2 separate regions of the Homo sapiens genome follow, and region 2 is linked to region 1. A link is a loop called in an ENCODE intact Hi-C map of the cell type or tissue named here. Cell type or tissue: PC-9. All regions are shown on one strand.

What was found. A loop is a pair of places that touch in the nucleus more often than their neighbours do. Peaks named below come from ENCODE experiments on the same cell type or tissue, not always from the same donor. Only the 100,000 strongest peaks of a DNase experiment are listed, where the experiment ranks them.
Region 2: it touches region 1 in a loop (15-fold over the local background); 3 of 110 quality-filtered maps call a loop at or near these places.

Annotation. Positions count from the first base shown.
Region 1 is chr3:126,834,060-126,839,059 of GRCh38, forward strand. The region is part of intron 4 of CHCHD6 (coiled-coil-helix-coiled-coil-helix domain containing 6); the gene reads left to right. Among named protein-coding and RNA genes, the nearest start is that of CHCHD6, 130 kb to the left of the region's middle. In PC-9, a CTCF peak has its summit at 2,109; a DNase peak (open chromatin) is centred at 1,362; H3K27ac peaks cover 1,718 bases.
Region 2 is chr3:126,910,653-126,915,652 of GRCh38, forward strand. It overlaps CHCHD6 (coiled-coil-helix-coiled-coil-helix domain containing 6), which reads left to right. Exons shown (of 8, transcript NM_032343.3): 6 at 4,028-4,098. Among named protein-coding and RNA genes, the nearest start is that of PLXNA1, 70 kb to the right of the region's middle. RefSeq lists enhancers at 471-1,670, 603-1,082, 1,223-1,302. In PC-9, no CTCF peak of the experiment used is centred here; DNase peaks (open chromatin) are centred at 959 and 2,989; H3K27ac peaks cover 4,328 bases.

The sequences.
Region 1 (5,000 bases):
AAAAAAAAAAAAAAAAAAAGAATTACCAATAACGTTACTTAATTATTCATCATATGTGTGAAATAATCAATGTATCTTGAAAGTGTAAATTCAGTTCAACATATATTTATGCATCATGTGCCTACCAAGTTTCATGCCAGGTGTGGGGACACAGAAGTGACTCAGGGCTGCTGCTTTCATGAAGCCCCTGTATCTGCAGGGGGATCAATAGCTATAGACCAATTAATATAAGAATAATTAGAATAATTATAGGATATATTTAAGTGCTATGGGAGTACAGATAGATGATACAGTTCTGTTTGGATGGAGAGAGAAGACAAAATAAGTCATTCAGGGATTTTGATTATAGCCATAGAAACCAGCTCTGGCTATCATAAGCAGAGGGAATTAATTGGAAAGTTGTTGGGGGTCGCCTGTGGGTGTGGAGCTGGAGGGCCAGGCCTGGGGAATGGGCCAGAAGCAGGGGAGCTCCTAGGTCATGAAGCCCTACCAGTTGCATCATTGTACTCTTGCTACTACTGCTGTTGCTGTGGTCTCCGTCAAGCCAATCTCTATCAGTCCCTCCTTTCTGTGTCATTTATTCAGGGTTCAGTTTTGTGTGATGATGACTATCCGAGTCCAAGTGGGGTGCCTATCCCTGGCTACTTCACGACAGAAGGAGCATACATATCTGATCTCCACTTAGATATAGGACAGCTTCCTACTTGGAAATTGGACAGAACCTCCCCAAGACTCCAACACGGGATTTAATAGGGTGCTGAAGGAAGCGTTGGCTGGGTCCTTGACAGTCGGCAACAGCAGAGCACTTGGGCAGGCAGGGTATAGAAAAAGAGACATTTCTGGCAAAGAACAGTAGGAGCCAGAAGCACAGGCCCTGGAAGCCCTGGTGTGTCTGGAGGAATAAGAGCTCCGCTGTGCCATGGGCAGTATTTGTAGCTGGTTGAGACTAGGTCAAGGAAAAGTGTTTTTCCAGTTTCTAATATCCATTCTCCAGAGAAGTAGCCCGGGTGGGAGATCCTAGATGGATCCACAAACAGTTGGAACAGATTTCTGACCAGCCTCTGGGGCCCCTGAGGGGCCCCTGAGAGCTTAACTGATGGAGATGGCCCAGTGAGCCCCACCCTAGCTGCAGGCCAACAGTTCCCTATTCTCCAGTGTTGTCCTCTTAGCCCAGGTGTAGGTGCCAACAGCAGAGGCAGGACAGTGCTCCCCACACAGCCCCGATCCCTCCAGTAGGTGTGGGGCACCTGCCTGCCTGCCTGACGTCGTTACGGGCTGAGGGTGTGACAGTGGCCAGGCAGCTTGTTCTCTGGTCAGGTAGGGGCCACTTCTCTGACTCCCTTAACCTCACGGCTCTCCAGAGAACCTTTCTGACTCATGGGCTTACAATCCCTGAGGTCTGAAGTGCCATCAGAGTGGGGCTGGGAGGAGTGGGGATTCTCTGGGCATGGAAGACCACACACACCTGGCCGGCTCTGCTCAGTTCATGAATTTCCCACCTGGAGACTGGGCAGTTCATCACTCCTGTTCTCTGCAAGGAACTATAGGTCTGTTGCTGGTCATGTTTGAGCAACTTCTCTGAACTCTTACTGTTTGGAGCTGCAGTGAGAAGCAGCAGGCAGCAGAGCTGAATCACTGGCTCCTTTTCTCCCTCCCCATCTCTCTCTTTTCAGCCTGCAGATTTAGAAGCATGAGTAAGCTCTGCTTTACCCGACTCTTGCTTATTTCAAGCAGCATGCTGTTACCCTGTACCTAAAGACAGCCCTTGCCTCCCTCACAGGCAGGGATTCTGTTCTCCAGCATTACTTTTTAAAAGGTGTTCAGCTAGAAAATCGCATATTATTTCTTCTGTAAAGGTTTCTCCTTGCCACCTTTCCGTAGCTACAGCTGTCACAACCACAGTTAATATTTTGTGTGCCTGTACATGTGAGTGCACGGTGTGGGAAGGGAGATAATCAGTCTGTCCTCTTGGGCAGCAGCCTTCCAGTTCAGCTTTTATGAGCTGCATTTAAAAAATAAATAAATAGATCATATCGCTATCTTGCTCAGAGCTCTCCAGTGGCCCCTGTGCTCATAGAAGGCAGTGCACCACCTCACCAGGGCTGCAAGGCCCTGCGCCGTTAGGCCCCAGCCTGTTTTTCATGCTGCGTCTCACCACTCCCCTACTCCATTCCCAGGTATTTGTTATGGTGTTTGTTATGTCTCTCGAATATGTCATGTTTGTTCCCACTCAGAGGCCTTTGCATTGGTTTTTTCAGCAGGGAATGAACTTCCCTAAGATCTTCGTGGCCTTCTATCCTGTCATGCAGCTCTCAGCTCAAATGTCACCTCCTGAGAGGGACCTTCTCTGGTCATTCCCTATGAATGAGTCCTCACCCCTGCCTCTCTGGACCGCCACTCTGTTCTTCACAGCCCTTCATCACCATCTGACACCACATTCACTCATTAATTTATGTTCATCTGTCCATCCCTTCCTGTGTGTCTCATTCATCGCAGGATCCCAGGCTTTTAGAACTGTCCTGGTTCCACAAGCATTCAGTACAATTTTGGTACTGAAGACAGTGCACACAAGAGTGAAACAGCAGTGGGGACACTGACCGGGAGAGGCAAAGCGCTGTAGCAGAGATTGTGCGGAGATGCTGAGAGGAGAGAGGGCGTCTGCAGGGATACGGAGGTGCTGGCTGAGCTAGGTATGCCTGTGTAGACCAGGGCTCAGCTGTTCTGCCTGAGCCAGGCTGGCTCTGCTCTGGAGGAACAAAATTCATGGCACATGCCCAGGAAGACAGTGCGCTGAGGATGTCGACAGGTAAGGACTGTTGGACGCCAGGAGCAAGTGCGGGGGACTGGCCTGCTCTTCCTGAGGAGAAATGGACATCGCTTTGGGCTTTCACCGGTCCAAGCTCCCTTGTGGTTAATTGTTACTCTGTGCAAATCTGGGGTTCCTCCCAGCCCTCCACTAAAGGGAATTGTGCGCCAGAGTGGCTCTACATTTCATTTCCGACCTTATCATCCTTGTGCCCTAGAACTTTATTAGACATTGCAGAGATGATATCATGATGTCTTAAGATAGCCTTGCTTGGAAAATTATACCAGGTAAGATCTTATTACACCAGGAGATGAAGCCCATTACTTTAAAACTTTACCTCTGCCATGTATTGATTATGTGGCTCTGGGTGACTTCATTACTCTGTGCCTCATTTTTCTTGCCTTTAAAGTGGGTTTAGCCTGGGTGTGGTGGCTCACCCTGTAATTCTAGCACTTTAAGATGACAAGGCAGGAGGATTGCTTGAGCCCAGGAGTTCAACACCAGCCTAGGCAACATAGTGAGACCCCATCTCACCAAAATTTAAAAAATTAGCCAAGCATGGTGTGTTTGTAGTCCAAGCTACTCGGGAGGCTGAAGTGGGAGGATGGCTTGTGCCCAGGAGGTCGAGGCTGGGGTGAGCCCAGGTCATGCTATTGTACTTTAGCCTGGGTGGCAGAGCAAGACCCTGTCTCATTCATTCATACATACATATATACATAGTGTTTAATAATATCTATTTCACTAGGTTATTGTATAAGTTAATGGAACACTTAAGGAATTATTTACTGACTGGTAATAAATGGTCACTGTTGCTTTTATAGATTCATGCCTGGTTGTTTCATGAGGTGTCACTGATTCTTGTTTTGTCATGACCAAGATTATGCTTTTGCCCTGACCAATATCTAGGTGTTGCTAAGAGGAAGGAAGGCTGCAGAGAATGTGGTACTTATTGGATAAAATGTGTCAGACATACACAGAGTTAACCATCCCTGAGCATTTCCACCGTCTCCTTCCCTGCTGTCTTGTTCTTTTCTTACTTGGGCAACACGGAGGAGAGCAGGCTCTGGTTGCCTGAGAGGCCATCTGTCCTGTGATCCCTCACACCTGAAGCCTCCGTTCCCTCATTCTCCCAGCCATGGGCACCATGTCCACAGTGCAGATGGGGCGGGGGAGCAGTGTCAGCACTGCAGCCTGCAGGTGGAGATTTGGAAGAAAGCAGCATGAGCAGACACAAGCCTTCAGAATGAGACTAATTTTCATGAGGCTTTCCCTGGTAATAAAAGGAAATGGGGGCTGCAGAGAGCCTACAGTATTTCAGCAGATGGTCTTGTAATAGAATGTTTTTTCAAAGTTTCCTTGTGAGGCATCAGTGACTCTTGGAAAATTTGTATCGTGTAATGAGGAACAAAGACATGGCTTTGAGCATCCCTCTTCTTGGCATGTTTCTGAGTTGCCTCTCCCTCCTGGCACAGGTAGGTGGTTTTGGAAAGTGAGGAAGATGACCCTAGAGAAGCAGCCTCTCCTGATTTTTCTGTGCCTTTGAAGGAGCTGGGACTTGGTCCTAGGGTCAACAATGCCTGTTCAGCTCTGCCCCTCCTCACTCTTCCAGGCTTGGGCCTCAGCAGGACCCATTTGATGTCAATGAAGGAAGGTCTGCATTTCTGCAGTCCCTTAATCAGCTGCATCTCCCTCTGAATTGTGCCAACCTCATGGAATGGTGTGCACCTGTCCAAGCTGGCTTATGGAAGGAAGGGAGGGACGGATTCTTGGTGATAGTTTCTTCTTCAGACTCATAGTAGACAAGCCCAAGCATTGAGAACACCTACAGCAGGGCAGAATCACAGCAAACCCTTATGGCAGCCCTATGAGGAAACTGAGGCACAGAGAAATTGCAAATAATTGTTAGAGCCAGAATTTGAACCCAAGCCTCTTAAACATCACAGTGTACTGTACTGTCTTAATGATTAGCATCTCCTTTTCCCAAAATCAACTTCTCAGCATCATTCATTTTATTCCTTCTTTTTTCCTTTTTTTTTTTTTTTTGAGACAGTCTTGCTCTGTTGCTCAGCCCGGCATGCAGTGACATTATCATAGCTCACTGTGGCTTCCATCTCCTGGGCTCAAGTGATCCTCCTGCCTCAGCCACCTGAGTAGCTGGGGCTACAGGCATGCACCACTATGCCCAGCTAATTTT
Region 2 (5,000 bases), 77 kb after region 1:
TTTGTTTATAATAGTAGAAGACTAGAAACAACCTCTGTACAAGGATGGGGAGCTGCTTGAGTGATACTCAAGGGATGACACTACAGGGTATTCATTCCTACTACTAAGTGCTGGTCAGCTGGAGTGGGTGAGGTCTCTGAGGATCAATGGAAAGATGAGGTGTGGCAGATCGTGTCTGCTGCAGTCAAGTGAGTGTCAGGAACAAGTGGGGCACATGTGTGTGCTCACTCACACATGTGCCCATGCATGCACAGCACCTCGCCCTGACAAGGACGGGGTGCACAGAGGAGTAGGGATAGGGCTGAGTCCAGGCTGGCCAAGAGGCTCAGTATTCACCACACACCCTCCATGCTTTCCATTTTTGTTTTTTAAAACCATATGTAAGTATTTTTCAAAAACATTGTTTAGTGTAAATAAAAAAAACTCAGCCTCAGTTCAGGTATTGGCTCCCAGGAAGTCAGTCTGACCCATGGTTTCTGCCAGGCTGTCCTTTCAGGTGCCCCACAGCACCTGGGAGGACTGGCTGAGTACCCCATTGTAATTATGATGCCACCATCTCAGAGCTCCACGAGGCCAGGGAGCAAGCCACACTTGTCTCAGAACCTTCTGGCACTTGGCGGGTTCTCAGTGTGCACGTTGGTAGTGTCTAGTCCTTCTAGAAGCCCTGACCTGGTGATTGGTTGAGGAGTCCACAGAGTGCCCTGCCCTTCCCAGGAGATGGAGTCTGGGTCCACTCCAGCAGCCTTGGAAAGGCCTGGTGGATGAGCAGCTTTGTGAACACAGGAAGCCAGCTTGGTATTCCCAAGTTGTGGGCCGGAGACCTTCGAGTGCCAAGGGAGCTGCGGTTGTGAGGACATCCGTCCCTGTAGGTCTGCTTAGGCAGATTAGATGAGTGGGGTAGGCGGGTCAGGACAGGACAGGACGGGGAATTTCTCTGAGTCATTCTGAGAAACAATAGAGGAAGCTGCAGCAGGGTAATCACCGCCACTTCTTGGCCTGTGGGTACTTCCTGTGACAAATCGAGTTGACCACATGTTCAAACTGAGCTTGCAATCAAACCCAAGCACTATCCAAATTCACCGGGGCCAGGCTGTTTCTGGCAGTATGGCATCTTGAGCACAGGCTCTGAGTGTCTACTGAAGCCCACAGCAGGCCGGGCCCATCTGGGCCAAGGATTCGCTCTCTGAGAAGGTTGGCAACAGGTGCCTGGGCCTGCAGGATGGTGACCTGACACTCAGGAGCCCTGTGGGCACAACCACAGGAAGAGGGGTTTGGCTCAAAGAGAAGGTCTGAGCCATGAGGTTGTTTTGTGGGAAAGGAAGTAGGCCAGGATGAATTGTGGGGGGCGGGGCTTAGGATGAGGTGCATTTTAGCTCTGGAAAATTCAGTGGCTGTGGTGGGCTGAGGTGGGTGCTGTGTGCCAAGATGTCTCTCCACCAACTGCAGGCTGGGTGATACCCTGTGTTGCTGTTGAGAGAAGTGACTTACCCAAAGAACACCGCCAGCATATGCCAAAGCGCAAATCAAAATGTGGGTCTGTGGTCCATGCCATCTCCTGATGAGGTCTCATGAAGGGGAACTTCAGACAGCTAAGCAGTTCCCACCCAGGCTGTGGCGGAAGGGCGTCTGCATGGAGTGGGAGGGAGGCCCAAAGTTGTTATGTCTCTGTCCCTACCGCCTCGCCCAGGACAGGCAGTGCTGGTGGATACTGGACTGGTCGAGGCAAAGACGTAATCTCTCGTTTGAATGTGAGGGCTCTAGAGAGAACACTGGAGCCCCCTTGCTGGGCATTTTGGCAGCAGCTGGCTGTGGTGGGAGGAGAACCTGTATTTATTTCGTGCCTGTCGTATGCCGGGAGGGTTGGCATTTCCCAGCTGTCATTCCCAGTAGCTGTAGAGGGAGGCATCCATTATCTCCTTGGCTCAGAAGTGAGGAGCAGCGAGGTGACTTGCCTAAGCTCACCAGGCAGTGGAGGGTGAAAGGCCCAGAGGTGGCCCCCAGGCCTCCCTGACTCCCCCGGCCCAGCCCAGGGCAGAATGCCAGCACCTGGTGGTTCTTCCTCATCACATGAGCCAGGTGCTCTTCCCCAGGGGCTCACCTTCCACATTTACCTCCCAGTCAGCACTTCTCTGAGGCCACGATGCAGCAGGGGAGTCCTTGGGGTAAGACTAGAGGGGGGCCTGGTTTCCATCTGGACCTGCCTTCCATGCCCTATGGCCTTAGAGGTGGGGGGTCCATCCCTGCCTCAGTTACCTTCCCTGCAGAAGGCCGAGGGGGGTCCGTGGTGCACAGGAAGTGCTTTCCCTGGGTGGCTCTGTGCACCTCTCACTTCGTGTCTGCCCAGCTTCAGCCAGGCTAGCTGTGTGCCTGGTGGGCGGAGAGAGCCAAGTTGAAGTCCTACAAATGTGCAAGGCAACGCAGCTCTAAAGTTCCTTCACTGCCACACAAGCGTGTTTCAGGGACTGACTGATCTGTGCCTGCAGTAGGTACCTGAGACCTGAAGCTCCCATTTGCTCATCTGTAGAACGGGGATAATCATGCTGCCCGTATGAGCCTTTTTTTTTTTTTTTTTTTTTTTTTTTTTTTTTTTTTGGGAGACGGAGTTTCACTTTTGTCGCCCAGGCTGAAGTACAGTGGCACAATCTCGGCTTACTGTAACCTCCACCTCCTGGGTTCAAGCGATTCTCATGCCTCAGCCTCCCAAGTAGCTGGGATTACAGGCACCCGCCACCACACCCAGCTAATTTTTTTTTTGTATTTTTAGTAGAGATGGGGTTTTGCCATTTGGGCCAGGCTGATCTTGAACTCCTGACCTCAGGTGATCCACACACCTCAGCCTCCCAAAGTGCCCATGTGAGGCTTTGAGGAGTAGATGTGGTTGTGTCTGCAAAGGGACTGACCTTAAGCCAACTCCAGGTGACATCTGCTGTACCTTCCTCACCCGCACTGGGGAGGTCTGACCACGGGCCCTGCCCCACCTCAGGTTGTTTCATTTCTGAAACTGCTTCCTCATGAGTCAGCCCAAGGCTGGCCTTCTCCCTGCTGCCTACATGTCCACATGTGGGCTTCACCACACTCCCACCTGGAGCACGGCAGGAGGCTGCTAGCAGATGCGTTAATGTCAGTCTCCCCTCAGAACATGCGAAGGTGCTGGAGCTTCACAAAGAAAGGAGGATGTGGACCTGGGCCTTTGTGGCCTGGAGCAGCTTGCCTCTGAGGCACAGCAAAGTTCCATAACCTACCCAGAGCCACACGGTGGTGGCATCAGGGCTTAGACCCAGCTGTGTTTTGCTCCCAGGCCTGGGCCTTCCCTCCACAAACCTGGGTCTGTAGGTGCACATGTACCGGGTGATCTCAGGACAAATTAAGTGTGTGCCTGTGGATGCTCCCCTTAACAATCTGGACAGATGGTTGCTGTTCCGATGAGTAGGGTGGTCAGGGTAGGCAGCAGAGTGTTTCCCAGACTGGGAATCTAGACAACTGAGTTGTAGTCCTTACACTGCCCCGTTGCTCTGTGACTTTGGAGAAGTCATTTCACCTCTCCGGGAAGGAAAGTCCACCTATAAAATAGGGGTTGGACCAGATCAAGACTGAGAAATTTTTTTCTTTAAAGATAGTAAGTATTTTAAGCTTTGTAGGTCATGTAGTCTCTATCATAGCTCCTCAACTCTGCCATTGTAGCACAGAAGCAGCCACAGACAATATGTGAACTAATGAGCGTGGCTGTGTGCCAGTAAAACCCTTATTCACAAAAACAGGTGGCAGGCTGGATTTTGCCCGTGGATCGTGGTCTGCCAACCCCTGAGCTAGAGGATCTCATAACGCACTTGCAGCCATTGCTATTCTAGGATTCTGTAGCAGCAGCCATGCGTGGTGGAGCTGGAACCCAAGGTGTGGATTAATTACCAGTCGGCTTTGATGCCCGTCAAGAAATTAGCATCTGTCAATTTCTAATGTGGTTGCATCCCATTAGAGAGCAGAGGGAAATTTCAGTCTTTGGTAACCAATTCTGTTTTTCTCCTTGTAGAATGCTGAGATGTATAAACTGTCTTCAGAGCAATTCCATGAGGCAGCCTCAAAGATGGAGAGCACAATAAAGTAAGAATTTGTTTATTATTCTTTGTAAACTTGGCCCACAATTGTAAAAATTCCCACATGTGGCTTGAAACCTGCCACCACCTGCCTAATTTCAAGTTTCCCTAATAATACACACAACCATCTGTTCCTCAGCTCTCTCACCTGGATCTGAGGTAGCCATTGGTCATCTGTAATTGGCCAAATTAGCACTCAGTTCTTATCTAGCTCCTTGGCAAATTGGAGTGGTGCTAGGGTAGACTTGCAGAGTTATTTTCGGGGCCCAGTGTCTGCTGAGCAGGGGCTCCTTTCCTTGTGTGGCTAGCTGAGGAGCTGGCCGTCAGGCCCCAGAAGGAGTTGAGGCAGGGGTTCTGCTGGCTTCTCTCCCCTCTGACTGTGGAGGGGTTTTTAGGGGAAGGTGTCCCCTCTCAGTGCTTCCTGTGCCTGGTACATGCAGTGCACCCTGTGCGCAGTCATGCTCGGGGTGGCCCACACTTCATGCCCAGAGGAACTGAGGCTCAGAGAGCTGCTGGCTTGCTCAGATCATACAGTCCTAAGTGCCAGCATTCTGTCCCCTGTCTGTGGTGCTCCTATGCTGTCCATTGAGGACTCAGCTGGAACGTCACAGGAGCAGGGAGGTGCTCACAGTGTGCCCAGTACCAGTGTGGCTCTGCTCAGTCAATAGTACAGTTCCCTGGAAGGTCAGAAAGTGATTCTTGTGGGAAGGAATTGGGTCTTATGGGTTCTCTGTGTGAAGTTGGTCTCTATGGACCTGAGAGACCTTCATAAATTAGCCAAGGGGCTACCACCAACTCCATCCACTTCCTGGGAAAGCTGCTCCCTCCCAAGAGTGAATTGGGACAATTCACCTGGCAGCCCTCAGGGCACAGAATTGTGAGCAGTGGGTCTGGCCTCATGAGAAAGAA